Regions from separate parts of the Homo sapiens genome. Here region 2 is linked to region 1. The links are chromatin contacts, found by Hi-C or POLR2A ChIA-PET in ENCODE. All regions are on one chromosome and are shown on one strand. The core of a region is the stretch at or near the end of the contact, and the rest is flanking DNA. Distances in the headings are between cores, read along the strand shown.

Region 1 (2,700 bases), core at 148-2,647:
CTTCCTTTCTCCCTAGGGAGGAGACACTGTTGTCCGTCTGAAGCCTGGCGAACGTGGGACACAGGAGGCAGCCGTGGCCGGAGGGGCACGAGGGTGGTGGGCAGCCAGCGCTAGCCCAAGCTCCCGGGGTCACTCCAAGGAGTAGTGAGGGCTCCCCTGCAGGTGCAGTGAGAGGCGTGGTAGTATTAGGGCGGTTAGAGGAGGGGCGTCTCCCTTCCCTTCCTTCTGAGTTTTCTTTGACACTGTCATCTTTCAGTGCAGAGTCAATGCTGCAGAAGGCTCCCTGTGAGACAGGCGAGGCTGTGAGGCCGGGTGGGAGGCAGCGCTTCCCGAGCAGGTGCGGGGTGCGTCTTCACTCTGCCCCTCCCGACACTTGGTTTTGGAGGGGTCTGACCCAGTGGCCGGGCTCATGGGTGGGAACTGGCCAGCCAGCCCCTCGTCACCTTCCCTCCTGCTTGGGCTCCACAGCATATCCCAGGCACAGCTGCCCATTAGAGGCGGGGCTGTCCCTGCAATGGAGGTGCCAGGGAATGTCTGTCCAGGCCTTGGCCAGGGCCCGGGGTGGCTGCAAATGGCCTTAGGCCAATGAAGGACACAGCTGCCCCCCAACCTTGTTCATTCTCCAATGCCCCTCCCTCTGTCCCTCTCTCCCTCCCTCCCTCCTGCAGCCAGACCCTGGAGGTGGGCTCCATGGCATAGGACAGCCCCAGGCAGACCCAACTCACCCACTCCCCAGAGTGGAAAGAACAGCCTCTGCCCCACACTGCGCGGTGCCCCTAGGTCCACAGCAGAGACAGACACACAGAAGAGAGGGGACGGACAGCGAAGGGTTACGGGGACCAGACCTCAAGGTCAGAGGAAGAGAGAGGGGACGGTCAGCAAAGGGTTACGGGGACCAGACCTCAAGGTCAGAGGAAGAGACAGGGGGTGGTCAGCGAAGGGTTATGGGGACCAGACCTCAAGGTCAGAGGAAGAGAGACGGGGCGGTCAGCGAAGGGTTATGGGGACCAGACCTCAAGGTCAAAGGAAGAGTATATTTCCCGCCTGCTTCCCCCAGCATCTTCCAGCAAAGCCGGCTGGTGGTGTTGCGGCCACACAGCCTCCCCGACCAACATCCAAGCCTGCAAAGCTAAGAGGTTAGGATCTGCAGGAGCCCAGGTGCCTCCGCGGGAGGAATGTGGCTCAGATTCGGGGGACCGGTGCGCGGTGTGTCCAGGAGACGCAGGCACATCGCAGGGTTGGAAGTGCGCTGGGGGCCTGGCCTGTGGTCCTGGCTGGGATGCCGCCATCCTAGGGTAGCGGGCCTGGGGGGGCCTGGAGCTGGGGGCCATCCTCCCATGGCCTGGGCCTGGGGCAGGGGCTGCTGCCCGCCACCCGCCACCCGTAGCCCGCCCGGGAAGCTGGGGTGGAGGCGCCCTCTATCGCCTGCCTGGGGGACATCTCGCCAAAGCACACCGGTTTGCAAAGGCAAACCGACATTAAGCGTCCCAGGTTCCCCAGACATTATCTGCCTTTTGGGAACCTTTAAAATAAAGAGTCAAACGTTTTCGGCCCCTGTCTGGCTTTTTATGTAAACTGAGTGGTTCCTGGAGTGTGTTTTTTAAAGTGTTAAGATGGCAGTATTTATCTGGAGGGGGAGGGAGGAAGAGCCAGGTGGGCGTTCTCCTATTAGGCCAGAATTTTCAGAGAAAACCAGTGTAAGGCGTGGCCAAAATGATGAGTTTGTTTCCCGGTGGCCTAGGAGTCTGTCCAGAGCAAAGCAACTGCCAGGTGGGCTTCTCCTGGCACTGTCGCCGTGAAGCCTTCGGGAGCCAGGACCTGCCAGCAGCCAGAGTTCAGCCCTGCAGGGAAAGGGGCGGCCAGGGGGAGCCCCACACCCTGAGAACGTGGGAGTGCGGTCTTGATACAGATCATCTTCAGATAGACTCTGTGGCCTTATGATGGGGAATCTGAGGGTTCATTCTCAGCCAGAGAGGAGGATAAGGGGTGTTGCTTCTAGAAACGGCCATGCGTCTTGGGGGCTTCACGGAGCACCTGTGAGCCTGGGGTGGCCAAGCCTGGGAAACCCAGCGTGGTCCCGCCCAGGCCAGGGCAGAGCAGAGAAGGGTCAGAGCTGGAGGCCGGGCTGAGGAGTCTGCAGCCGCCAGGGCAGCTTCCGAGCTTGGTGCACCTACTCACCACGCTGGCCCTTCCTGGGCTGTAAGCCCTGAGTGACCTGCTCCCCTCTGGGCCCGGGCTTTCGGAGGCGAATGTTGGTAGGTTTCTCTGGCCGGTATAGCCCTTGAGCATGGAACGCTTCACCTGGTGCCCTGGACGGGGTGCAAGGGAGGCAGGCTGGCACTCTCTGGCCCCCCCAAGTTCTGGGCCAGCCCCCAGCATTTCCTGCTGAGAGTCCCAAGGTCCTTGGTGAGGTTTTCAGAGCCCACTGGGCAAACCTAGGGTGAGGTGGGCTGTGTGGACTGCAGCCAGGAGCAAAGTCTGGCCTGGGGCACCCCAGCCCTCTGGCCCCAGCCCCGTGGAGGCCCCTGCCTCTCCCCTCCAGCTGGCCACCTGGGCGTTCTGATTACCTCTCCAGGTGTGGCTGGGAAAGCAGCTCTGCCCTCTGCCCTCACCCCATTGTTCCCCAGGCTCTGCCTTTCAGGTCGTTTTACGTTTTCACCTGATCCCTGTGATGCTGCAAAGCATTCCCAGGCCACTGAG
Region 2 (2,700 bases), core at 122-2,621, 170 kb before region 1:
GGGTGAATTCAGAAGAGAATACCAAAAAGGTCTTAGCGAAGGAAAAGTTGGTTTCAGGGCATCACTTAAAAGGATTAAACGGACCTCGGAGGAGCCTCGGCGTTTCACCCGTGGTGACAAAAGGCAGAGGAAACAGAAGGGAGCACGGCTTTGTCCCCAAATTCCCACTTATACGAAATGATGAAATTTCAGGGCTGAGCATCCATCGTGGGCCCCGGGAACCGGCCTCTCAGCCTCTCTTTTCGCTTCTCTCTAGTCATAAGCATTATCTTGGTCTGTAAACATTCTTTTTTCAAGTAAGAGGAGCCCCGCGCTTGCACAGCCTGGGGTGCGGGAGGCAGTTTGCACGGGAAGGCTCTGTGTTCCCGGGCCGGCTTCGCCCCAGGGCCCCGCTCAGTGGCCTTCGCCTGGGGATTGATGTTTGCTGCCCTGACTCCAGCAGCCTGCAGCTCCAACCCACGCTGCTGGTGGAGGGAGCGTCTGTGGAGCCTGTCCTCCATCGCTGGTGCCCTGGCCGGGCCGCATTCCTGCAGACAGGGCCTTCCCACTTGCGTGGACCACCCCCTGCAGCCGGGCAGCTGCTCCCCGGTGAGGGTTTCTGCCAGCTAAGGGCATAGTCACCCTTGCATTGGCAAATCCGTCTGAGGTCTGCACTCCCCTAATTGGAGTCGCTCAGGGAGGCAAAGGGGTGGGCAGCCCCGAGGGCCCGCCTGGGCTCCAGCCCCATCATCCTCCTGTGGAACGGGGTCCCGGGCCATCCTTCTTGCGGGGAGAGCCTGTGGGAACTCACTGAGGTCACATGTGCAAAGGGCTCAGCTGGCAGTTACAAGGACTGGGGTGTGCTCCCTGTGCCATGCAAGTCTTCCCAGACTGGTGCAGGGCCTGCCATGGGGCACCCAGAGCCCCAGCTAGAAGCAGACCCAGGGAACAGCCAGCCTCTGTGATACTGGGGGGCCTCTTGTGGAGGGGGCTGTGGCCTGTGTGGCTCCAGCAGATCTGAGATATTACTGGGCCACAGGGACTCCACGGAGGGGGCTGGACACCCGTGCTGTGCACACTGCAATGTTCTCCCCCAAGCTCTGGTCAGCCCGTCTGCGGTGGCCTGGCTGTGGGCCACTGGAGGGAGCATCAGGTGCAGGGGAGTGGGAGGGGAAGCAGGACAGGGGCCCGGAGGAGACAGGACGGCTAGGGGATTGTGACCCTGGAACACAGTGGCTCCTTCACTGCAGGTCCCAGCCCGAGTGTGACTCAGTCCTCAGCTGGGCAGGGGAGGGCGTGGGGATGCCCAGGACCTGCACTTACTAGGTGCTTAGCAAAGGTGCCTAGAGAGGAAGGCTCGGAGGAAGGAGGGAGGGAGGGAGGGGAGGGGACGAGACAGACCCATTATGACCAAGGCCGAGGCCTGAGCCAGCGGGAGGGGCCTGCGTCCATGGCTGGCCTTGGCGTCACTGACACTTTGCTCCGAATAATCCCTTGTCTTGCTGGTCGTCCTGGGCACTGCAGGGCGCTGAGCAGCATTCCCGGCCCCCACCCACCAGACCAGGGTGGCTCCCCCTCAGAGCTGACCACCAAACACATCCCCAGACATGGCCGCGTGCCCCAGGGCAGAACCCCCGTCTGGGGGCCCTGGGCCAGAGGCAGAGGCTGCATCCTGGCAGGGAGGCCCAGACTCCCTCGAAGGTGCCCCTGTGTCTGCCTCCCTCAGGCCGGCTCTGGGCTCAGAAGCTCTGGAATCGAAGGAGTTAGATGCTTTCCCTTGAGAATATTTTCTGTTTCATTTTGAGGGAGAATTTTTTTCTTTTTTTTCTCTCCCACTCGGGATGTGAAGGACAAACACTGGAGTGGTTCCTCTGTTTTCTTTGGTTTTGTTTTTAAACCTACTAGTCATGTGCGGAGGAGTTTCAGGGACAAAGTTGCCAAGTTTTGAAGTGTAGATTTGTATTTGCATGTTCATTTGTGATGGCGCCGTGCTGCAGTAAGACAGCGGCGTGTATCTCTGCACACTGCACACACGCACACACACACGCACACACACGCACACACACGCACACACGCACACGCACGCACACACGCACACGAACACACACGCACACACGCAGTGTAAACATGCACACGCACGCGCACACGTACACACACGCACACACGCAGTGGAAACGCACACGCACGCACACACACGCACACACGCAGTGTAAACAGACGCGCACGCATGCACACATGCACACACGCACACACGCAGGTGTAAACAGACGCGCACGCACGCGCACACACACGCACACACATGCACACACCAGGTGTAAACAGACGCACACGCACACACACGCACACACGCAGTGTAAACAGACACGCACGCACGCACACACGCGCATGCACACACACATGAACACACGCACACATGCACACATGAACACACACACGTGCACAAACAAGCACACACTTGCACACACAAGAACACACGTGCACATGCACACACGTGCATACACACATGAACACACACATATGTGCAAGCACACACACGTGCACACACAAACACACATGCACACATGCACCCGGGTGCACACACACACAGAGGGAAGGCACCCTCCTGCAGCCGGGTAGATGGTGGGGTGCAGGCCCCTGACGGGGAGCTCCTGCGCTTCACCAAACAGCCACCACTCCCAGCCCTGCCCAGACCATCCCAGGTCAGCCCTGCAATTGATCTCC

Evidence for each region. A loop is a pair of places that touch in the nucleus more often than their neighbours do. ChIA-PET counts read pairs that join two places held with the same protein, here RNA polymerase II (POLR2A). Pooled maps may share reads with other maps.
Region 2: a pooled map shows a loop between it and region 1 (2.2-fold over the local background). The contact joins two enhancer-like sites. A Hi-C loop is called at or near these places in 1 of 168 maps with a recorded cell type or tissue (ascending aorta), 1 of 37 single-sample maps with no recorded cell type and 7 of 50 pooled maps. POLR2A ChIA-PET finds 5 or more read pairs at or near these places in 2 of 52 experiments (HEK293 and WTC11).

What each region holds. Positions count from the first base shown.
Region 1 is chr1:3,282,739-3,285,438 of GRCh38, forward strand. The region is part of intron 3 of PRDM16 (PR/SET domain 16); the gene reads left to right. It overlaps LOC124903828 (collagen alpha-5(IV) chain-like), which reads left to right. Exons shown (of 2, transcript XM_047436627.1): 1 at 1-2,700. Among named protein-coding and RNA genes, the nearest start is that of MIR4251, 160 kb to the left of the region's middle. Within about 2 kb of position 1,398, at least 5 of the 41 ENCODE cell types and tissues checked have a DNase peak (open chromatin) inside an H3K27ac peak, as active enhancers do; they include ascending aorta, where a contact is called at or near this core.
Region 2 is chr1:3,112,140-3,114,839 of GRCh38, forward strand. All of the region lies in intron 1 of PRDM16 (PR/SET domain 16), which reads left to right. Among named protein-coding and RNA genes, the nearest start is that of MIR4251, 14 kb to the right of the region's middle. RefSeq lists enhancers at 1,512-2,088, 2,089-2,664. Within about 2 kb of position 1,372, at least 3 of the 41 ENCODE cell types and tissues checked have a DNase peak (open chromatin) inside an H3K27ac peak, as active enhancers do; they include ascending aorta, where a contact is called at or near this core.